Regions from separate parts of the Mus musculus genome. Here all the other regions are linked to region 2. The links are chromatin loops, found by intact Hi-C in ENCODE. Cell type or tissue: heart. All regions are shown on one strand.

Region 1 (8,000 bases), 190 kb before region 2:
GGATGCACCCACTCTCCATACAGCTTCCTGGAGCCCTCTGCTCTGTCCTTGCCTTGGTTACCCTCTGACTATCTTGTCCAGTAGACAGTCAACTCCTTTTTTTTTTTAAGATATTTTCTTCATTTACATTTCAAATGCTATCCCAAAAGTCCCCCATACCCTCCTCCTCCCTACTCCCCTACCTACCCACTCCAGCTTCTTGGCCCTGGCGTACCTCTGTACTGGGGCATATAAAGTTTGCAAGACCTAGGGGCCTCTCTTCCCAATGATAGCCGACTAGGCCATCTTCTGCTACATATGCAGCTAGAGACACGAGCTCTGGGGGTACTGGTTAGTTCATATTGTTGTTCCGCCTATAGGTTGCAGACCCCTTCAGCTCCTTGGGTACTTTCTCTAGCTCCTCCATTGGGGGCCCTGTGTTCCATCCAGTAGATGACTGTGAGCATTCCCTTTTGTATTTGCCAGGCACTGGCATAGCCTCACACGAGACAGCTAGATCAGGACCCTTTCAGCAAAATCTTGTTGGCATGTGCAATAGTATCTGCGTTCGGTGGCTGATTATGGGATGGATCCCTGGGTGGGGCAGTCTCTGGATGGTCCATCCTTTCATCTTAGCTCCAAATGTTGTCTCTGTAACTCCTTCCATGAGTATTTTGTTCCCTATTCTAGGGAGGAATGAAGTATCCACACATTGGTCTTCCTTCTTCTTGATTTTCTTGTGTTTTGCAAATTGTATCTTGGGTATTCTAAGTTTCTGGGCTAATATCCACTTACCAGTGAGTGCATATCAAGTGACATTTTTTGTGACTGCCCAAGAATTTCATAAATTCATTGTTTTTAATAGCTGAGTAGTACTCCATTGTGTAAATGTACCACATTTTCTGTATCCATTCCTCTGTTGAGGGACATCTGGGTTCTTTCCAGCTTCTGGCTATTATAAATAAGGCTGCTATGAACATACTGGAGCATGTGTCCTTATTACAATTTGGAACATCTTCTAGGTATATGCCCAGGAGAGAAATTGCTGGATCTTCCAGTAGTACTATGTTCGATTTTCTGAGGAACCGCCAGACTGATTTCCAGAGTGGTTGTAAAAGCCTGCAATCCCACCAGCAATGGAGGAGTGTTCCTCTATTTCCACATCCTTGCCAGCATCTGCTGACACCTGAATTTTTGATCTTAGCCATTCTGACTGATGTGAGGTGGAATCTCAGGGTTGTTTTGATTTGCATTTCCCTGATGATTAAGGATGTTGTAGAAAATGCTGTCTTTTTTCCACTGGATGGTTTTAGCTCCCTTTTCAAAGATCAAGTGACCATAGGTGCGTGGGTTCATTTCTGGGTCTTCAATTCTGTTCCATTGGTCCACCTGACAGTCAGCTCCTTAAGTGTAAAGCCTGAGTTCAAACTGAGTTCACACTCTCCTCCGGAGCCTGTAGTTCAGATGTCACCAGAAACAGTTGTTCTATCTGCTAGGATAGCTGACTGAATTACTACATGGGCAGCTCTCACCACGGCCTACTTAAACACGCCCATCCTGATCTCCCTACCCCACACTCTTCCTGAGTCTTCTCTTTCCACAGAACTGACACCTTCCTATTTGTCACACAAAGCTTGTCTAGGGTCTAGTCTAACCAGCTCTTCCTACTCAACTTTCAAAAACAACCTTCTTAAACATAAAGGGTGCCAGGCAGTGGTGGCACACGCCTTTAATCCCAGCACTCGGGAGGCAGAGGCAGGTGGATCTCTGAGTTCGAGGCCAGCCTGGTCTACAAAGTGAGTTCCAGGACAGCCAGGGCTACACAGAGAAAACCCTGTCCTGAAAAACCCCCCCAAAAAAAAGAAAACCCTAATGGGCTCACCCACTCCCACAGGCCTCATCTCTGCTAAAGTGATCTCTCCAGCTAGTCCAGAAAAGCAAGGACCCAGCTTCCTGCACAGCCATACCAGGTGCACCAGGCACAAAAGCATAATTCACAATATGCACTGAGTGCTCTGTTTCTCAATTCTTACCCAGCATCGCCAAAGACCAGGCACTGAGAGTTCTCCAGCCTCAGGTCAATTTCCTCTGACATTTAAGAAACATGGGAAATAAATCTTGACATTTTTCTTATATTGAGGAAAATAAATAATCCTAAAATATCATTTGAACATTGATTTGATAATAGAGTAAAATGAACTATGTCTCTCCCTGGCCACTCTGGTGAATTGGGCTTCTCAACCGAAAAGTCAATTACAGCCCCTTCATATAAATAAGTAATTTATCTGAAAGGTCTGGAAACTAGATCATGTGATGTTACAAATGAGCCAGCTACAGCAAGTATGCTGAGTTATAGATCAATACTGGAGGGGTGAGCCAGAAAGGAATGAGAAAAGTTCAAAATATCCAGTCAAGGAAAGAGGTAAAAATGCCAGCTCTCATACAGGTGGGCAGGAAACTGCAAATTACTAAGGAAAAAAAAACCTATGACAGATACTTTTTAATATTTTTAAATTACTCAGCAATTCTGCTAAATGATCCCATCCATTCTGCTAAGACTGTTTGGTTACTCGGTAACACAGCCAGACAAAAGGATCCTGTACCCTTCAAACTGAACCCCTCCCTTGGGCAATCCTTACTAGTTTATTCTAAAGCAAAATGAATCCCTCTTCTTTCACCTGGCCAAGACTCATACTAGTATTCACTGACTTCATTTTAGTTGTAGAATACTCAACAGCAACAATTTTTCAAAAATGTAATTTTAAAAAGAATATACAAGCTCCATTTACAGAATAATGGAAAAAAGCTCAAGGGACACTGTGACAGAAAGAGCAGGCAATAAAAGAGCTTGCCAATGGCCACCATGGTTGCACTTCAACCGAGCCAAAAGAATATGTATAGCAATGCTTCCATATGCACAACACATTTCTGAGAGAATAAGCAGAAAGCTGTTTGCCTGGGACCTTTGCAAAGAATAATAAGCAGGGCCTCAGGGGACAAGAAAATGAACTTAAACACTTCACTGCTGGAACTGTTTTAGCATGATTTGATATGACTTTCATAATTAAAATCAATGTAGTTAATTAAAAGACAGTCGCCCCCTGCTCCAAAACACTGTGTGCTTCCTCCTGCTTCAGGACAAGTTCCTATCTGACTCAGCCTCCACTCCTGGCACCTGGCCACACAGAAGACAATGGCTGGCCTTGCAATCCACAGGTCATTATGCCCTGGCTCACTGTCTGGTGTAGTCTAGATTGGCCTCTGCCCTTCTCTACCCTCATAGCTTCCACCATGCAAAGTGACACCCAAGAATCAAAGTTACCCCGATAATACCCTTCTGTTCACCAGGAATGCTCCTTAGGCAGTCCCTCAGTGACCTGCCTCTACTCAGCTGTGCTTCTCCTTTGTAATTGAGAGCTCCAAATAAAATACATGTTGTCTGATCATGTTGAATTTCAGATAAACAAACAGCTTCCACAAGTACTCCCCTAACCCAAGAACAGACTCACTCAGGAGACCACACTCCTCAGGCTTCGCCACACTGAGAGGCACACAGACCCCAATGCCCACCTACAGCCCAAGCCACAAAGGTAGATGAACAGACATCCTGGATACCCAAAGAAAGAGCAGAAGTTCCAGGAGCACATGCCAGCTCCCTGCAGCGCCCTCTTCTTCTGCTGTACCTGCCTTATGGCTGATCCTGAACACTTGGAACAAAGTAAGAAAATAGTGCATAGTCAGGAATTGATGGCAGCTCTTACTCTCTGCTCTCCATGAAATCAGACGAAGCCCAGTGTGGTTAGCCATGCCTGTGATCCAAGAACACAGGAGGCTGAGGCAGGAAGATGTAAATTCAAGGTCAGCTTGGGCAACATATTAAAACTCTGTCTCACATACAAAACAAAATGAAAAACAAAACAAACAGATTTGAGAAAGCCCTAAAGTGGGATTTTCAGGTGATTACCCTGGTTTCTATTTGATTCTCAGGATTCACCTCACCACACAAGGACCAGCTAAGTCACAGCACCAGGACCTGCACATAATGCCAGCCTCAGATGGTAGCAGTAAAGAAGAGGTGGCACCTCCCCTCCGTTCCCTGAAGGCCACCCCATGCAAGCGTGAAGGACAAAGGCACTATCACTGCATCATGGACATTACAGACAGTAATAGAGCCACAACTGAGATGAGCTATAGCAGGCCCGGCTGTAAAGCCTGAGACTTATCACCTTGCCTGACCCAGGGAGGGTGTCAAAAACCCAATTAGGCCAAAAGCCAACTGTTATAGGTAACAGGTTAGGATCCTAGAAAGCGGCCACTTTGAGGAAGGCTAGCAAATCTCTTCATCAGTTTACTCTCTCAAGATAAACAACAAGAAAAAAAGGAGGGGAGGGGGATGAGAGAGAAAGGGATCAGACACTATAAGTAGGGTGCACCAGAGCCCTAAGCACTGCCTGGGCCTACCCCATGTACAGCTGCAGGACTCTGAGTGGCCCTCAGAGTGGCCCTGAGCACAGGCACGCAGCAGGGAGACGACTGCCTGAGTCAAGCGGCTGGCAGCCAGGCCTGGCTAGGAAGAATGAGGACAGACATCCAGCACAGTGTCTCCCCCACCCCAATTACCCTCAGAAGCAAGCTTGTGCACTCATGCCGGCAAAGCAAGCACCCAGACTCCCCAGCTGACAGATCTGAGCTGGGGTCACTGAGCAAGGATACAGATAGGCTTCTTTCTCTTTCTCTCTCTCTCTCTCTCTCTCTCTCTCTCTCTCTCTCTCTCTCTCTCTCTCTTTTTGAGACAGGGTTTCTCTGTATAGCCCTGGCTGTCCTGGAACTCACTTTGTAGACCAGGCTAGGATGGAACTCAGAAATTTGAATGCCTCTGCCTCCCAAGTACTGGGATTAAAGGTGTGCGCCACCACACCCGGCACAGATAGGCTTCTCTTTGTCAAACTACCATCCTCATCTTCAGTGGAATGAACAGCTAATGGTACAAAGTGGATCTTCTTAAGATATACAGGATCCTTACTTAAGAGGAACAGAAAGGAACCACATAAACTTTTAGCTGGGATTTTGTGGAGAAATTAACACTCATTCATTCCACAAATATTTAGTGTAGAGAGATAAGAAGGCCACAGAGAGCTCTCCAAGAGGTGGCTTAGAGGTGAGCAAAGGTCTCCACAGAGCATGCAGGAGGGGTTGGAGAGTGTTTATGGTTACAGGGTCCAAACCTCCTGTGCCCTGGGCCTGACAATCAGCAGAGTCATCTGTACAACCATAACACAGACTAAAAAATACGTCTGTCCTACTCAGAGACCTGGGAGGCTAGCTGATTAGTCAGTCAGCTGGGACACTTGGCTTTAGAACACGCTGCCCTAGCTGATCTGCCATGTCCTCCTCAATGACCCTGAGACCTTGCTGAGCCTATCTACTTCTCTGCAACATCTTGGCTGTTCTGTGTACTAGACAGGTGTCTCACGTCATCTTAATGTGGCCCAAACCACCAGCCAATTCTAGAAAGAAAAAACATTAAAGTGTCTGTTCTCAGTGCGCTTCCTTGATGCAACTTGACTTCCACAGCCAGTATCTTCCATGTGAGGTTCTAGAATGTGCCACAGCACTAACACATTAGACCTGTTGATTATGGGGTGATTATACATTTGTTTTCCATATCTATCTGGAAACTTCCCTGGGTGAGGCATGGTGGTCTATTTTTTAATACATGTCATAATTCCTACCTTGCACTGTCTTCATATAGTGCAAACATCTGGATGAATGAGTGTGACCTTCACCTTCATCTTCGAACTGGACTGGACTGCAGTCTACATATACAGCGGTGCATGCCTTGTTTCTTTCAGGGAAGAGCACAGTCACATAACTTTTACTGGAGTATGTCATTTTAACTGCACTCTTTTGTAGTACCAGCTGTTGCTTTGAATTTGTTACTGGGCTTACTTTGTAAGTTAAGCTTTATGACAGATATGTATGTATGTACAGAAAAAGACACCGCATACATAAGATGGGACCATCGTCCATCTCAGAAATCAGCTAGGGGGTTGTAGGAAACATCCCCACTGCTACAGAAGAAGGAAGCTGTGATGGAATAAAAGAATGAATGAGGCAGCTAACTGAAAACAAGGTATTATTTGTGAACTCAAGCATGATCACTGCGTTCCCAAATTCAGTATCCATTTAAACCGTTAAATGCAGATGAATTTCCCTCACAAGGATCAGTTACCGTGGCAGACTTTGATTCCAAAGAACAGGAACAAAACTCTTCATCTTCCTAGAGATGAGCACTGTGAACCCGACACTGACACTAAGCATAAGGAACCTTCTGTCTCCTCTGAAGCCACAGAAAGCAACAAACATGGAGGTCCAAGCAGTGTGATAAGGCAGGCCTATCATCTCAGCACTTGTGAGATCCAGGGAGGAGAACCAAGAGTTCAAGGACATCCCCTGCTGTTCAGCCAATGGGAGGCTAGCCTGGCCTATGAAGACAGTACCTCAAAAGAGCGAAGGTAGGGAAAGACGGGGTAAGGCAAGGAAGTACATATGTCCACTCTTCTGTAGCATGTTTCCCCAAAACACACAGCCAGCCAACTCCTTGGCAAAGGGGAATTTAAAAGAGCTAGTGATATACATTTACTCACTGGCAGCTTACAAACATCATTAAGAACCAATGCTGATTGCTATCATTAAATCAAGATCCATCTATTTACTCCACAAATATTTCTTTTCTACTATGTGTCCATAACAACTGAGCCTCTATAGATATTCTAGCATATACAAAAAAACAAAGCAAACAAACAAAAAACCCTGTCCTGCCCTGCCCTGCCCTGCCCTGCCCTGACCTGACCTGACCTGACCTGACCTGACCTGCCCTGCCCTGCCCACTAGGAGCTCTCATGCCAAATGGGAGATTTATTTTATCACAACCTTTCCCAACCTTTTCCCTAAAAGGGTTAAAATGGAGGTTATATAAAAAACATATTATACATTTTTCCCCAGATCTTACAAAAGTGAAGTTATATAGCTGATTTATAAAAAGCTTCAGAAATTCTCCGTATGAAAAGCTCCGTCTTCATTCACACTTGAGAAGCCACAGTTCATAAAAAGATTATCAGCAACATCAAGATTCTTTCACTTTTTGAAAATTTGGAAATTACATCTGGTCATTACATCTGGTCATTCTGTATTTGTGGTGTGAAGAGCAGGGCGTGTAGTTTTGTCCTCTGCCACTTCCCAGGGTGAGCCCTAATGCCCACTCATTTCACAGAAAGTCACAATAGCCAGAGGCAGGAATAGAGCAATGGACAAATTCATGCTTCCCATTTTCAGGGCTCTGTGGGGTTGGAAGGATATCATTTAAGATGTGTGCCCTTCTAGAGCCCACATGACTCAGCATGGGCACTAGCAGACAGCCCATAAAAGCAAAGTCAGCTTAGGGGTTGGATGAATCTCACCGCACCCCAGGTCTGGGAAGCTAAACTAAAGAGAGCCTGGCTTTTGTTTTTTTGGGGGTTTTTTTTGTTTCTGTTTTTTGTTTTTTTATTTTTGTTTTTTTGAGGAGGGTGTGGTTGGAGGTGGGGGGTGGTCGGTAAGGCAAAGTCGATCCAAAACCGAAATGTGATCATGATTCTATACCAAAGAGCAGGTCACTAGAAAGTTCCGGAAAGGAACAGTCTTTGCACTCCAAAGCAGCCAGCTGCCTTCCTCAGCCTGAACAGGTACTACTTGATAAAAACACCTCTCTGCCGGCCTCGTTCCTTCCAGACTGTATGGATCCCCTGAGGGAATGCCAGTCCTGAGTAGACCACTGGCCAGAGGAACTAAAGACTAAAGCAGGAGCTGCCACATACCTAGTCAATGTCAGGGCCTCTCTCAAGGAGAGCACTGAGACTACTGAGCACAGCCCAAAGCCGACCCATATCCAAAGAAAACCGTATGTGGCACTCACCCAGAAAACAAAACAGCAGCAAGGATTTCTACCCACTTCTCCAACTCTGTCGTGCACAGGAATACGC
Region 2 (8,000 bases):
TGTAATTACCACCTGTAGGGAGGAAAAAAAGATGCAAACAAGTTGCCATACATTTTCTGGTCCTATCTAGTATAAATAAGACAAAATATATCCAGTATAGTTTTATGGTACCTTTTCCTTTCAGCATATTCCTTTCCCAAAGTCACTGCTGCAAGATACTGGGAAACATTTAATGAGAAACATAAAACATGTGCAGATAAAGTACAGAAAATATATGTGAATTGAGAGCCACTAAGAGACAGTGCAGTCACCATCTTTATAATTTAGGAGTCTTGACACACAGTTTTATTCCCAACTGGTTGTAGTAATTTTTCTGATGTCCTGAAAATAAACAAATTTTATCGTTAGTAGATGCATGAAGCTTGTATATGATGGGTTTAACGCTGCCTCTGGGTTTAGTTTGATAAAAAACCTGTTTTACTGGAAAGTAAATCTTCTGCCTAACAAAAATATGAGTCTAAACCAAGCAGAACTCCAGGGAAACATACATTCTCTTCTATTAGTTTTAAAATGTGAGTTTTTGACATCTAATTCCTAGTTTGACCAGCAAGAGGTCAGAGTTTATAGAAGATTTGTTTATAATGCATCCATTTTTTTTTACACTACATGCATATGTGATCAGAGTTTGGGTGCTATTGTCCCCCTAACACTTTAAATATAGAATCAGGTGATTACAAGATTTCTCAAAAAACAAAAAACAAAAAAACAAAAAACAGAATCTTTTATTTGCTTGTTATAATTGTTGTCTCTGAGGCTTATTGCCTCAATCTTGCTTCTATCTATCTATCTATCTATCTATCTATCTATCTATCTATCTATCTATCTATCTATCTATCTACCTACCCATCTATCTATCTACTTATCTACCTCTCCTGAATTGCTCTGCTTGATCTCAAATTAACTCTAGCAATCTGTCCTAATATTCAGGGTCTTTCTCATTTAACTTTACCTGTGTCTAGCTTATTCTCTCTTCAATAAGTCTCTTAAATCTCTCCTGGTAAAACTGACTCTTCCTCCTCTTTCTCCTCTTTCTCCTCTTCTGCCTCTTCCTCCTCCTCCTCCTCCTCCTCCTCCTCCTCCTCCTCCTCCTCCTCCTCCTCCTCCTCCTTCTTCTTCTCTCTCTCTCTCTCTCTCTCTCTCTCTCTCTCTCTCTCTCTCTCTCTCTCTCTCCCTCTCTCTCTCTCTCCCTCTTTCTGCACTGCCCTCTTAAATAGCTTCTCTTTCCTCTCTTATGAAAGTTGGCCACATCCTATTCTGTCAAATCTTCTCCTGATTCATAACTTTGTCTGCCACTCAATCAGACATCACACCATTTTCAAACGGGTGACTCCTTCTACCAACTAACATTACCTTCACTGTTTGGGATTAAAGGTGTGTACTCAGGGCAAGTCTGTATTCCAGCCAGAGATATTAAAGGTGTGTGCTAAAACCGAGTCACACCAAAGCAGAAATAGCTTCTCTCAATAAACAACACAATCCCCGGGTTCACGGTGTGATCAAATATCCTGCAACAACCTGGAAAGCCTCTTCCCCTTCATTCCTTACCAAATCCTATTTCAAGTCTTAGTTTCCCAGTCATTCAAGAAACCGATGAAGACCCATTCAAGAAAGCTTGCAGTGGGAGAGCCGGGTGTGGTGGTGGTACATGTCTTTAATCCCAGCATTTGGGAGGCAGAGGCAGGTGGATTTCTGAGTTCGAGGCCAGCCTGGTCTACAAAGTGAGTTCCAGGACAGCCAGGACTATACAGACAAGAAGAAAAAAAAAAAGCTTGCAGGGATTACTCATGGATATAAAAATGTGTTCATTCTTTATAAGTGAACCTGGAAAAGAGCATAGAAGCCACTGACACTGAGTTGTCATCGGACAATTTCTTCTTTGCTGTGCAAAAGGTATAGTAGCTGAGACTCAAGCTTTGATAGAATAGGTATGGCATTTCTTTAAATCTCTTTATTTTTTTCCCAAGTGGAGTGTCCTTGCATGTTTATCAATTTGCTTTTTGAAAATAGCTACGAACTCTCTCTCGGCCAGATGAATGTATATAACACAGGCAGGTTATAGCTTATTCCAATGCTCTCATTACCACCAAGCACAGTTAATCAACTGCTCAGACCTTCTGTTGCTTAGAAAGTGTTTCGTATTTACTTGATGCCCTTTTGCTAAGAACATACTCGATATTGTTTTTATAAAAGCCAAACTGGTTTCCATATCTATGTAATTAAAGAACACTTTTTCTGTGGTTGTTTAACATTATTTCCTACATTTACAGGATTTTCACTGGATATCACACTTGTTTTATTATGACCTAATTTTCACGGAACTTCATTCAATCGTCTGAATCATATTTATCGAGTATAAGCCATTCTCCTAATCACTTCAGTGAAAAAAGCATATAAAATTACTACTCTCAAAACACTATTTCCATCCTGCAACTTCATGTGACTTTCAAAAATTAGAAACCTCAGGCTGGTAAAATCAACCAATTTGGTCCTTACCCCAATTTTTAGCCTAGAAAAATCCAAGCATTTTGTGAGGAAAGGAGAGGGTGGGGGAGTGGGCGGGAGTTAACTGTGTCTAAGTGAGTTTAGGCTCTTTAGTTTGCTCGCTCCTGAAGCCTGGTGAGAGTACCATCAACGACTAAAATTCTCTTTGTTCAGGGGTCGAAGACTGGGCTGCATCTAAGACGTAATCTATAGAGTGCTGGCTGGTGTGTTCTTTCAGACTCCTGGAGATTGACAACTAGAGATTGACAATGGTGTTAAGTCAAGTTGACCAGGACCCATAGAAAGGCTTGACTAACTTGTGGCTGGAGACAGGCTCCTGTAAAATTGTATCACATCCTATAGTTGGGAAGCTTCAAAGTCGCAGTAAGGGAAACGACCCCCTACCCTTCCCTCCTCTGCCTCCACAGCTTGGCCCCCGGGTCCTAATTTGATCCCTTCCAGTTCTCCCCCTTTCCACAAACTTCCTAGCCCACAGGAATGCGCGTGCGCAGAAAGATTCCGCCTTGGCCGGCCGGGGCGAGGAGGGCTCGATTGAATCGGTGCTCGACTCTTCGACTTCTCTGAGTTCGATTGAGGAGTTTGGCCGCCCTCTTCCGGCGCGGGGAAGCTCTTCCGGTATTAGTTTCAAGCGGACCGCGCCGGCTTCAGGTGAGTCTCTCGGGTTCTTTTTCGCTGTGGCTGGTCTCAGGGTTTGGCGGGATCCGCCCCGTCCGCGGTAACTGAGCCGGCGAGGGCGAAGGTGTCGTCGGTTGCGTGGTCCTCGGTCCGCGGACGTATAGGAGGAAGGGACGGCGACCCCAGGGCTGGCGGAATGAGGCCCGGCGTCACAGCCTGTTCTCTGCAGGATGGTTGGGTTTTTAATGTCAGAGGACCCTGGTGTTGGGTGGATTGGCCGGTGTGTAAAGAGGCTCAAGCGGACACATAGGAATTAGCCCAGGGGGAGAGAATGGCCCGTGACTTGCTTGGAGGAGCAGGGTGTGCAGTTCACTGTGCACTCTCGGCCTCTTCTCCCCGGCAGCCTTTGGGTTTCTGGTGCCCTTGCACTATTTCAGCCCAAAGGAGCTAATGCCAGAGCCTGTGCTCTTGTCCCTCTCTTGAGTCCCAGCCCTTCTCCAGGTTCCCATGTAGAGAGGCAAGCCTGTGAGAAACGTTACCTATTATCCGTTGCCTACATAGTACAGGCCCTTCCTATAAGTTGTTCAGAGCAGCTTGTTGTGTGACGTTAAGACACTTGTGTCCTTTAACGAGTGATAGCTATCGATAATAAATAGTAACTGTAGATGCTAACTGGTGCAGACTGATACATATCTGTCTCATAATTTTATAGGCTCCATTTTATAGGTGCTGTTAGTAGCCATAATTTGTAGCTGGGGACTTGAGACATTAAGGAACTTGCCCCCCATCGAAGTAGGTTGTAAAATCGTAAACAGAACTTAAATCCGTATCTTATTGATACAAGAATCTGAGCTCTGAACTGTCAACCTTGACCACTCTTGAGACTCACATAGTGGGAAAGAGACAGAAGTGAAAGCCCCTGAGAGGTCGTTCTCTGACCTCAACATACACGATGGCACAGGTAAACAAACACACACACACACACTAATCGTTTAAATCAATACATTCATGAGTGCATCTATGAACTGTCTTAATTTGTATTGTTCTATTACAATGACTTTTTAAAACTAGGTGCGTGTTTACTGATCTTTCACAAAATGTTCAAATCATTTTACTGAAAAACCATTTTCTGGTGAATATGATCAAAACACATGACATTCTCAAAGAATTAATAAATATACTTTCGAAAGTTATGTCATTATGTAGATGAAAGGACAGTATCATTTAAGTGGGGATAAAAGAAGTATATAACCTTGAATAATATGTTTTTAAATCTGCCTATGTATTGACAGATTCTACCAATTTGTAGAACCTTGGTATTGTCCTTCCAAGGTTTGATCTTGAGAGCTGTTTTCCATTTGACTAAAAGAGATGGCTGTGGGAGGTAGGGCGGGGTGATTAAGAGTTGTGTCATGCTGTACACCTGCGTGATTTAACCCTCTTTGCTAATAACTGATTATTTATTATTTCTTTTAGGCTATTGGAAGGGTTCTACCCAAACATGGATATCAGACCAAATCACACGATTTATATCAACAACATGAATGACAAAATTAAAAAAGAAGGTATGTTCTTTTAAAAACACCTTTTTACAACCAAACTGTGCTTATTTGTTGTATCTTAAGAATGGTCTCCATCTCTTCTCTAGTCATCTTGGTGCTCAACAATGGTTTATTCCATTTTTACACACCTTTCAGGTTTTTTAATATAAGAATATACAGGGATTGAAGTGCTTTGAATTGTTTTAACTCACAAAGGGGGGGGGGCGCTGGAGAGGTTGCTCAGTGGTTAAGAGCACTGACTGCTCTTCCAGAGGTCCTGAGTTCAAATCCAAGCCACATGGTGGCTCACAACCATCTGTAATGGGATCTGATCCCTTTTCTGGTGTGTTTGAAGACAGCTATAGTGTATAATATATTAAGTTTAGTATATATATATTAAAGTTAGCTTACAAGTGGTTTCAAATAATTGTTTAAATTGGTTAGCCAATGGGACAGTGGTTTTTTGTTAAATCACTATAAATAAATGAATGGTAGAGATGGTTATTGTTATTTTATGAAGAAATTAATCATTGTTTCCTTCACAAATGTTTTCTTTCTTATTTGAACAGAATTGAAGAGATCCCTGTATGCCCTTTTTTCTCAGTTTGGACACGTGGTAGATATTGTGGCTTTAAAGACCATGAAGATGAGGGGACAGGCTTTTGTTATATTTAAGGAACTGGGTTCATCCACAAATGCTTTGAGACAGTTACAAGGATTTCCATTTTATGGTAAACCAATGGTGAGCTAACGCTGTTATTTTTGCTTTAATCATTATTGGATGCTACGGTGGACTTTCTTAAGTGTAGAGTTAATGCCGAGCTATTGCTTTTTGGTTTTGTTTGTTTGTTTAGAGAAATTTGGGGGATATTATGTAACAAGGTCTCAGGAAAGCCAAGGCCCATGGTTTAGAAGATCTGAATCCTCATTCTGGTTCTGGCATTGGTAGATTTTGTCCCTCTGTCATGCCCACCACCACTACAGTCTGAGCAAGTTGAATCTTTGGCTTAAGCTGGGGATCAGCAGGAACTCCAGAGGACTAGGTAGACACTTCAAGCTTCCACACACACAAAGTTTCTGATACTTATTGTTTCATTGATGTGTTTTTAACCTTTTAAATTTGTGTTCAAATAATTAGTAAGTCGTAGGCTGCACAAAAACAGGTCATGATCTGGATTTGGCCTTCTGGTCTAGCCTCTGCATGTCATAGAGAAAGATTGGGCCTGAGGCTAATCTTGTTCATTTAGGGTTTATTCCTGTAGCCAGTGGCAGCATCAGCACTTGGACACTAATCTTAAAACATCATCATGCTTTTTATATGCTGGGAGGGAACATACTTTCTAATACGGTCAGGGCGATCACAGGCCTCACTAGCCAGATGCTCTTCTCTGAGCAAGAAAATCAGGGAAAGCAGTGCATAGGCAAGAGAGTGGGTGTGGGTGTGGGTGTGCTCCAGCCAACCCTCTAGCAGTCTGGACCCTTGTGCTGTAGCACACTGTTCCCAGGTGTCAGGAAGGTGAAGTGTTTACATAGTCTAGATCTCATGTGCTTGGAGCATAGGATTTTAGACAATTTGACTGAATTGAAATGGCAAGTTGGTATATGCCTGCTTAGCTGGATACAAGAAGGGAGGAAATGTTTGTTGTGTTTGGCACTAGCCTCATCCTGCCAACTCACTTTTTGAAATCAATGGGAAATGTGCGCTGGTCTAATTTTACACTGAAAGTCTGCCTTGAGGAAGGTTAGCAGGAGCTGCCAGCTCTCCAGCATCTGGACAGGATGAACAAGATTCTTTGAGCTGCCTCCCTTGAATTTAGGTGCTTTTGCATTAGATCAGAAGGGAGCAGAAATTGCTTCAGTTTCTAATTCAAAACAAAATTACCTCAGTAGAGTAGAACTGTTGTCCTGAAGCTCTGTCCTGAGCGTTGGGGATAAGTGTAACTCTGGTTCTTTGCTATTTTTAGGGGATGAATTATATTTTATTTTACCTGGGCATTTGGACCAGAGTTTCTTAGTAATGGCAGTTTGGGAATCTTTGCTATTCACCAGGGTGTTTAGTATAATTCCTGGGCCTCTGCCCACTAGATACTAAAAGTCCCTCAGCTTGCAGTGTCTCTGGATAGTGCCAATTGTCCCTGGACAGGCTGCGTTACGTCCTGGTAAGAGCTGCTGTTGAGACTTTCTTAGGTGACTGTGATATAAAGTCAGACAAGTCCGGTACCCGAGGTCTTTTCAGGTCAGGGACAAGATTGAAGACTAAGAACTGAATTCTTCTCAGTGGTCTTGTCTATTAGAATGAGGGGAAGGTTGGCAGAGCTGTGTGGCGTCTGCTGCAGTAGAAGACCAGGTCTAGCCTGCTTTCCTCTTCTTCCCCTGGTGTATTCTTTCCTAGCTGAAGGAGGGAAAGAAAGAATCCCTTGTGGTTTTAAGAGCGCCTTGCCTTCTGTTCACACTACAAGAAAATGCTTTACCTTCTCTTCAGACCAAGATCAGTAGTATTGGAATAAACATACTTTATAGGATTTGATGTCATCAGAGAAATGCTGACTCTTTGAGCTCCAGAGATGTGCTTGGTTGAATTGAAATTACAGTTTGCAGACAGCTATACCCGAGGTAGTCACAGTTTATTGGCAGAAATATTCGGCCATTTCACCAGTGGTGAATTTAGTCATGTGGCAAATTTATTAGTCTGTCTAAGGCCCATTCCTCAAAGCTGGTCATCATTCGCTTTGTGCTCGCTAAAAGCACAGCGTCTGAAGCCTTACCTACACCTACTGTTTCAGAGTCCGCACGCTTAGACGCTCACTGGGCTGTGGGGCTGTGCAATATACTTAATAAAGCCTTAGCAAAGGTCAGTGTGCTTCAGTGCTCACTGGCCTCATCTTGCTGACTCTGTCTGGTATAGGAAGACCAAGCCCAGTCATAGCAGCCGGTGTCTCTCTCTATTTCCTCTCAAGCCACTTTACCGTTTAAGTTACTGAATTCATAAAATGATAAATGAATAATGAATAATTTGAAAATGATAAGTTCAAAGGAAAGTCATTTACAGACCTCAGGATTTTAGCCACTGGAAGTAACAAATACCATGATACTTTCCATAGCTGATTGACACATATTGGACCTTTTGTGACTCATTGATAAATTTCTGTAGTTATTAAGACAAAAAAGTAGTAATACAGCTTCTTGGCCTTGTCCTTACCACATGAAAGCTGGTCTAGTTGCTTTCGGTTGTTTGTTTTTGTGATAGTGGCAGGAATTGAACTTGGGGCTTTATACGCGATTGGTCTTTACTCTCTTATTTAGCTGTATCTCTTTACCTTTTCTTTTGAAATAAATTCTAAG
Region 3 (8,000 bases), 160 kb before region 2:
TTTTTAAAAATATTCACACAACCAAGTTTTTAATCATTAATTGTGCAATTATACAAAACTCTTCCCAGCTAGAGACAATAGCTCTAAGTAGCTTTTAAAAATCACAGAACCAAGTTTTCAATCATTAATTGTACAATTATACATAAATATGACAATTCAAATAGTAAAAGAGGAAGAAAAACTTTCCATCCTTGCTATCTATCTTCCTACACAGAGGCACCTCTGCCAGGTGTTTATAAACTGCTCTAGACAGGCAGAGCAGGGTCTCAGTAGTTTTCTCACACATATGTACATACACTCCAGCCTACTATATGTGTGTATATGTGTATCTTGCTTTCATAAGTCTCCTAACTTGGAGATGGCTCATTTACAGTGAACCCACAATTTTTATATGCTACATAGAATGACTTCAGTTACAGTTTTGACAAATCTCCAGTGTTTCTATGTTCTGGTCATCTATGGTTTATTTGGGTTTTTTATAGGTATTGTTACAACAAAGCAACACCATCCTTATAAACACATCTTGGTAGATATATATTAACCTGATGCATATATTAAATTTTGACAGATGAAGTTCCCCGAGCAGGGGTAAAAACAGTTACTTCCAATCACCATGATACCTTGCAGGACTTAGGAATTAGGTCACATGCTTTAAGTTGCCATTAGCGTGTCTCTACTTCACTGCCATTTTCTGGATAACTGGCTCCAGAAACTACTCTCAGGATAGTTACCAGTATCCTCACCTCTTTGACCAAGAACCGCCTTCATCTTAGTAACATTTGATACCAACAGCCACTACAGCCTACAGGGACTCTGGCTCATTTCCATGACAGCAAGCCCTTCTTCTACTTGGAATCCTAAGGACAGACATATCCAGCCATCCAATCCCTGACTCCCATTCTCCTGTATAGATAGATTTCCACATGATAATCATAGAAGTATCAAGACTTAACCAGGATTCCAACCAACCACCCGGAACAGAAACATGATTCAAAGATTCAAATTAAACAAGCATGCAACACTCACTGTCTAAACGCTGAGTTGGTAACTCATACTTCCTGCACTTCATGAACACTGGAATGGCTAAGGATGCTCTCAACTTCATTATGTCCTCTCCTCAAATCTTTCCAGCTCTTTGACCACTTAAGCTAATGACTCTCGGAGTCTCCCTATTCCTGCTCCTTCCCATGCAGTAAGTCACCAAATTTTACCAAGATACCAGGAAACTGTCTTGGTGTATCCAATCCACCTTCCCATCTCCACCCCTTGTCCAGATCACTGCTTCCTTAGCTTTTGTCCCAATCCTGATGTCACCAGCATTACTTGCTGGGCACAGATCCTACCTGCCTGCCTACTCAAATCATAAGGCTTCTGTAATGGTTTTCTGCCTCCACGGGCCTGGACTCGAGGCCTATTCTGACAAGGCCCTGAACACACAGCACCCCTTCTACAAAGTCCAGACTGATGAATTTCATCATCCTTCCCTCATTAGACACTACACTCCTAAAAGACACTTACATCTACCCATATTTAGTAAGTGTTTTCTAAAGTTATCTGATACTATTTTCTAGCATATGTTCACATTGTTCAAAAAGAGAACTCGATGGGCGTGGTGGCACACGCCTTTAATCCCAACACTCGGGAGGCAGAGGCAGGCGGATTTCTGAGTTCGAGGCCAGCCTGGTCTACAAAGTGAGTTCCAGGACAGCCAGGGCTACACAGAGAAACCGTCTCGAAAAAAAACAAACAAACAAACAAACAAACAAACAAACAAAAAAAACTCTTGCCGGGCAGTGGTGGCGCATGCCTTTAATCCCAGCACTAGGGAAGCAGAGGCAGGCAGATTTCTGAGTTTGAGGCCAGCCTGGTCTACAGAGTGAGTTTCAGGACAGCCAGGGCTACACAGAGAAACCTTGTCTCAAAAAACCAAAAACAAATAAATAAGCAAATAAATAAAACCAAACAAACAAACAAAACCTTTTATAATATAAATGCTTAAAAATAGAAACAAAACATTTAAAAGACTCCAGGGGTCTATTTATCTTGTATTGATTGGGTATGTGAAGAAACAAATATTCTCCTGAGACTCACACACACACACACACACACACACACACACTCACTCACTCACACACACAAGTCAAACTCCCTAAAAAGTTTTAGAGGTAATTTGAAAATCACACACAAAATGCACTGACTTTCAAAAGCACTGGTATTTATGGATCTACAGCATGATAATGGTTCTTCTACTTGAAGATAAAAAAAAAAAAAAAAAAATAGACTCAGGAGAGTCCAGTAAAATCTGCTGCCCTAACTGGCTGTCAGAACCAACAAACACTGACCTCCTGAAGTAGACAGCATGACTAAGGGAGAACAGCCATATGGCAAGTCAAATGTCCAAGAACTGAAACAGCAATAAACACGAACTGCTTTGTGTGCCCTACGCCCGTCAACTTGGAGGGCATTCACTTATATGCACGTCATTCTCTGGTTAAGCCCATTTAACCTTCTCAAAAGTTAACTTTCTCAAAGCTTCTTTCTGAACTGATGAGGAAGTCGCTGAAAATGGTTTTCAGTCAATGAGGAGAGGAGAGTCACGATGCAAGGCACTACTTTGTAGGAAAAATATAAGAGGTTACACACTAAGTGTGTTCTCACTTTGTGCCCCCTTAACTTGAGTCAAACACGTGCACGTACGTAACTCTCCTTTCGAGGAGTCAAAACTTTGTTGAAGTTTCCTCATCCCCCATGTAAACCTTAACTTATGAACTGCTAACTTTCTGTTTAGACGATGGGTTCACGTTCAAGGACCTGAAAATTCTCTCCAGATTAGAAGGTAACATGATTAACAGAGACTTTGGAGTTGGCACAAGTGAGCGTGTGTCTGACAGCTCGGGGAACCCCTCACACTTCCATGATCGCCCCCAAGTATTTCACTTCACCAACGTGGTTCCTTGGTGTTTTTTTTTTAAAGGGCGAGCAAGAGAGCCTCACGTTCTGGGATGGGGACTGTACATGGAAATCTCCCCGGCCTCGCGGACACTTCCCCTCAGAGTCCCCTTCAACGCGGGAGAGCTTTGCCCTTCAGGACCGCCAAGGCCACTGGCACGGCCAGGTGGGTCAGGGGTTTGTCCCTTTCAATCCAGACCGGCCTCTGAGCGGGGCTGCCCGGGGTTGGGGTGTGGCGAGGGTGGGGGGCGGGAGGCCCCACTCACCTGCGATTCATGGGCCGGACTCTCACGGCCACCTTGACCGATGCCATAGCTCATCCCGGCCCGGCCCGCGGGGGCTTCCAACAGGCCTGCGCCCCGCGGCCGCCGGCCACTCCAGCGACTGTGCCCGTGCCCGCGCCCCCGCCCACTTCCCTCTCACCCGCCCCTCGGCTAGGGCCGACCTGGAGTTGCTAGGCGGCCACACCTGCCAGGCCACTGAGCATGCCCAGAGCGGCTCCGGCCCGCGTGATCCACGCACCGGGGTTTGGCAGCTGCCTACGGCGCGAAGGGGCGGGGCCCGGAAGTCTGGGCCCCGCCTCTTCGGTGGCCACGCCCCAGCGCAGCCCCACCTCGAAGTCAATGGCAACCGGCTGTGCTGTCTCTAACTCGGAAAGTCAAACCCAGTCAGGCCCAGGACGATCACTGCATTTAGAGCATTCTCAAGGAAACCGAGGAATGGACTACCGAAAACGAGCATTGCAACCAATAACATGGTCCTGACTTTATACGGCCCGTGCTCGTCAACTCATCTGTCTTGTTGAGAAGCGAAAGGTCGTGGAGAACTCTGAGGGACTGCTCTGTTTCTTCAAAGAGTTCTAAGCATGTGTTCTGAACCACAAAATTTAGGGTACCAAGAAAACAAAGGATCGAGGATTTTTTTAGGCAGATAGAAATGTCGTTATATTGGTTGGAATCATATCTAAAGGGAGTTTTTGCATTTTGGGGACAGTTTAGCAATTTAACTTTAGTCATTGGATCAAAAGTGAGGACACCCGCTTTCTTCTTTCTTTCTTTCTTTCTTCTTCTTCTTCTTCTTCTTCTTCTTCTTCTTCTTCTTCTTCTTCTTCTTCTTCTTCTTCTTCTTCTTCTTCTTCTTCTTCTCCTTCTCCTCCTCCTCCTCCTCCTCCTCCTCCTCCTCCTCCTCCTCCTCCTCCTCCTCCTTCTCCTCCTTCTCCTCCTTCTCCTTCTCCTTCTTCTTCTTATTCTTCCCTTTTTTTTTATGAGCTAAAGCCCCTGGCATCAGTGATTTCTTACCGGGCTATCTCCCTGTAAATTCATTCAGTTAACCCTATGCCTTCACCTGTAAGTCACCTGCTGGACACAAAAACTCCAGTATCAACTATCTTCCTCCTGCCCCAGTCAGGGTCGCTCAAAACTTACAGACCAGCCTTCCTCCTGGACCCTGATCTCCTGCCTTTGCACTTGCTGATGGAGTATAAAGCAAGCCTACTGACTTGCTCCTCCTCACCCTCGAGGTCTCTAACGACCACAATGGAACATTCTGTCCTCAAGACCAGCATATCCCCGCTATTATTTCACTCCCGGGCAGATGACTTCGGTTCAAATGGTCTCTAGAAAGCTTAGATGTGATGCTGCTTAAGTCCCTGAGGGGAGCCGAAAAAGTCTCCCGGGTTTTTGGCTCGAACTCCAATACTAGCTTTGAGTCTTCCAGTCTGCCTCGCCTGCTAAACTGGAACTCCAAGGGTTTAATAATAGACTAAGTGAAATAATACGACGGCCAATGTGTGGTCCACTAGTACCAGGAGTCCTCATCTCAGCTTTCCTAGAACCCTTCAAGGTAGGGTAGAATCAGAACGTCCCCTTTGTTCGGAGTCCTACAAAGCCTGGACTAAGGCGCTTACAAGTTTAGAAATGGGCGCAGAGTCAGCCAATCAAGGGCGGGAAAACTCGGAGGGTTGAAAATGGGGCGCATGCGCAATAGCAGAAGCAGCGGGCGGGTCCAGGCACAGCCGCCAGCCAGGCTGCACCCGGCTGTGGCAGCCACGGGCAGGGGCGGAGCCCGCCGTATATGGGAGCTGCTTGGGGACAAACTGTGTAGGGTGCGCTCTCGGGCGGGCAGGGCTTCAACACCCTACCAGCTGTAGAGTCGCTGAGAGCAACCAAGACAACCAAGAACAGGTGTGCGAATTCTGCACTCAACTGCAAATCACTTGTTAATGTGAGTTCCTGTTCCTGGAGGTTTTGCTTGTCCAGTTTGGGCTTATGCAGGCCATTCTATCCATAATTTCCAGCAGCCTACACGTGTACATAATCCTCTGATTCCAACACCACCTTGCGATTTGACACAACCGACAAAGTGCTGCGGCCCACGGAACACGAACAGCAAGCCTGCGGATTTTAAACTAGAAGCAGCGAGGTTTCTCGCCAGAGAAATGACTGAACAGCCACCCCTTGATTAATTTACTCTCTGCACCAAGAAAAATGAATAAACAGGAAGGTTTTTAAGGGCTTGCTCATCTTCTCAAATTCCAATGAATCTCTGGTACCCCTTTCATTTGTTTCTGTCTTTAGAAATTTTAGACTTTTTAAAGTCTTCCAGGACTTAACCTGCACAGAAGCTTCCTCCGGAAGTCAAGTGTGAGGCTCCCCGCGTGAGGCTCCCCATTGACTAACTGCTAAGCACAGCATCAGTTTGGTAAGGACAACTGCCAGGAGAACTGTTACTCAGAAGAATCACCAAATAAAGTCTCTTAAAGCTCCTGAACGTGTATGGGGGGGGGGGGATTACCTCTATATAGTCTCCTCTAATTAAAATAAAATGTGCAGCTGTAGTAACATCTGAAATTTTGATGATACTGGAAATCACAGATATTTAGGGACTGTTGCAGCTCTCTCAGATTGTTCTTCCTTTTTTATTTTGACTTTGAAATTAGGCCAGTTGTGAAGCTGATACTATAACTTGTTATTTAACAAAAGGACACATAACTTCATTATATTTATTTTCTATACTGTGGTTCTTGTTCAGAAACATTGGTTTTTGTTTTGGATCTCATATCGTTTACATGATGGATGTAAAACAGTTATTCTGGGGCTGGAGCGATGACTCTTGCCAGTTAAGAGCACTTGATGCTTTTGCAGAGGATGGGGACTCCGTTCTCCGCTCCTACATCGGGCAGTTTACAACCATCTGTAACTCTAGGTGATCGAATGTTCTTTCCCAGCCTCTGCCAGCACAGGTGCACACTACACACACACATTCAAAAGTAAGTCAGGCATGAATATGTAAAGGCGTGTGTGTGTGTGTGTGTGTGTGTGTGTGTGTAGGCAGGAGGTGACTGTTTTGCAGTAACATTCTGAACTTCATTTATTGTTGAATTTCTTGCTGGTCCTTTTTTTTTAAGATTTATTTATTATTATAATAATACACTGTAGCTATCTTCAAATGCACCAGATCTCATTATGGGTGGTTGTGAGCCACCATGGGGTTGCTGGGATTTGAATTCAGGACCTTCAGAAGGGCAGTCAGTGCTCTTACCCACTGAGCCATCTCGCCAGCCCCTTCTTGCTGGTTCTTAAGCGACCTTATCATTTCCAAATAGGTATTGGTGATTTACAGTCCCTAAGTCTTAACAACTTCAGTACAAAGTGAGAAAACCCAAAACACTATGTTGATTTCACTTCAAAGCATTTAAATCATCTGGGAAAAGCCTCATCAGAAGGAAAATACTATGGACCCATTAGCTATACTTTATTCTTTTTCTAGACTCTAGAGAGTAAAATTGACTTACTCTTTCACAAATAGGACATTTTTACAACTTTGATAAACATATTTAAATTGGGTCTTAAGACATAACTGACATCTCATAAACACCTTTATGTAATAAGTGATACATAAGTACTATAAGCATTATTCACACGGTAGGTATGCTTTTGTTGTTGTTGTTGTTGTTGTTTTGGGTTTTTTGTTTTGTTTTGGTTTTTGAGACAGGGCTTCTCTGTGTAGCCCTGGCTGTCCTGGAACTCACTCTGTAGACCAGGCTGGCCTCGAACTCAGAAATCTGCCTGCCTCAGCCTCCCAAGTGCTGGGATTAAAGGCATGTGCCACCACTGCCCGGCCACAAAAGTATGCTTAATATCTCCTTTGAGGGATGTCTTACAGGAGAAGCTGAAGTTGAATTTAGTTGAGTTGTTCTGGTTAGATTAAAAAAAAAAAAAAAAAAAAAAAAACCTTAAATTTAAACATAGCTTAGGAGTAAAAGAAAACTTTTATCAGACTGGCCTGTGGGCAAGTCTGTGGGGCATTTTCTTGACTAATATGGACAGACTCAGCCCACTGTGGAGTCACCCGGGATAGGTAGTCCTTCATTATATAAGAAAGCAGTATGAGCCGGGCAGTGGTGGTGCATGCCTTTAAACTCAGCACTTGGGAGGCAGAGACAGGCAGATTTCTGAGTCCGAGGCCAGCCTGGTCTACAAAGTGAGTTCCAGGACAGTCAAGACTACAGAGAAACCCTGTCTCAAAACAAAACAAACAAACAAAAAAAGCAGTATGAGGGCCGGAACTCTGGAGGAAGAGGAAAGAGGATCTCTAGGAATTCAAGGCCAGCCTAATCTACATAGTGAACTCCAGGCCAGCCAAGGCTACACTGTAAAACCCTGTTCCAAACAAAGAAACAAATAAATAAACAAACAAATAGAAACTTTGCATGTACTCCAGGCTGGACCTGAACTCATAGAGATCCACCCGCCCCAGCCTGAAGTGCTAGGATTAAAGGTGTGTGTCTCCTCTACCGCCCAACACCCTCAATTCTCTTAATGATAGACTGTGACTCAGAGTTTAAGATGAACACACCCTTTTGGTCATGCTGTTTTATCACAACAATAAGAAACAAACCAGGCAGGAGAGATGGCTAAGTGGTTAAGAGCACTGACTGCTCTTCTGGAGGTCCTGAGTTCAAATTCCAGCAACCACATGTTGGCTCACAACCATCAGTAATGTAATCAGATGCTCTCTTCTGGTGTGTCTGAAGACAGCTACAGTGTATT

What was found. Peaks named below come from ENCODE experiments on the same cell type or tissue, not always from the same donor. Only the 100,000 strongest peaks of a DNase experiment are listed, where the experiment ranks them.
Region 1: a loop joins it to region 2, with 2.2 times the contacts of the local background. A loop is called at or near these places in 2 of 42 quality-filtered maps.
Region 3: it touches region 2 in a loop (6-fold over the local background); 16 of 42 quality-filtered maps call a loop at or near these places.

Annotation. Positions count from the first base shown.
Region 1 is chr2:142,871,591-142,879,590 of GRCm38, forward strand. The region is part of intron 1 of Kif16b (kinesin family member 16B); the gene reads right to left. Among named protein-coding and RNA genes, the nearest start is that of Kif16b, 26 kb to the right of the region's middle. In heart, no CTCF peak of the experiment used is centred here; a DNase peak (open chromatin) is centred at 3,171.
Region 2 is chr2:143,059,949-143,067,948 of GRCm38, forward strand. It overlaps Snrpb2 (U2 small nuclear ribonucleoprotein B), which reads left to right and starts at 3,121. Exons shown (of 7, transcript NM_021335.3): 1 at 3,121-3,150; 2 at 4,594-4,682; 3 at 5,228-5,400. The coding sequence starts at 4,619. In heart, a CTCF peak has its summit at 3,102 (motif pointing left); a DNase peak (open chromatin) is centred at 3,003; H3K4me3 peaks cover 1,866 bases; H3K27ac peaks cover 1,212 bases.
Region 3 is chr2:142,898,110-142,906,109 of GRCm38, forward strand. Kif16b (kinesin family member 16B) reads right to left here and starts at 3,355. Exons shown (of 26, transcript NM_001081133.2): 1 at 3,216-3,355. The coding sequence starts at 3,262. It overlaps Kif16bos (kinesin family member 16B, opposite strand), which reads left to right and starts at 4,856. Exons shown (of 2, transcript NR_131921.1): 1 at 4,856-5,132; 2 at 5,246-5,463. In heart, a CTCF peak has its summit at 4,912; DNase peaks (open chromatin) are centred at 3,512 and 4,982; H3K4me3 peaks cover 3,059 bases; H3K27ac peaks cover 2,715 bases.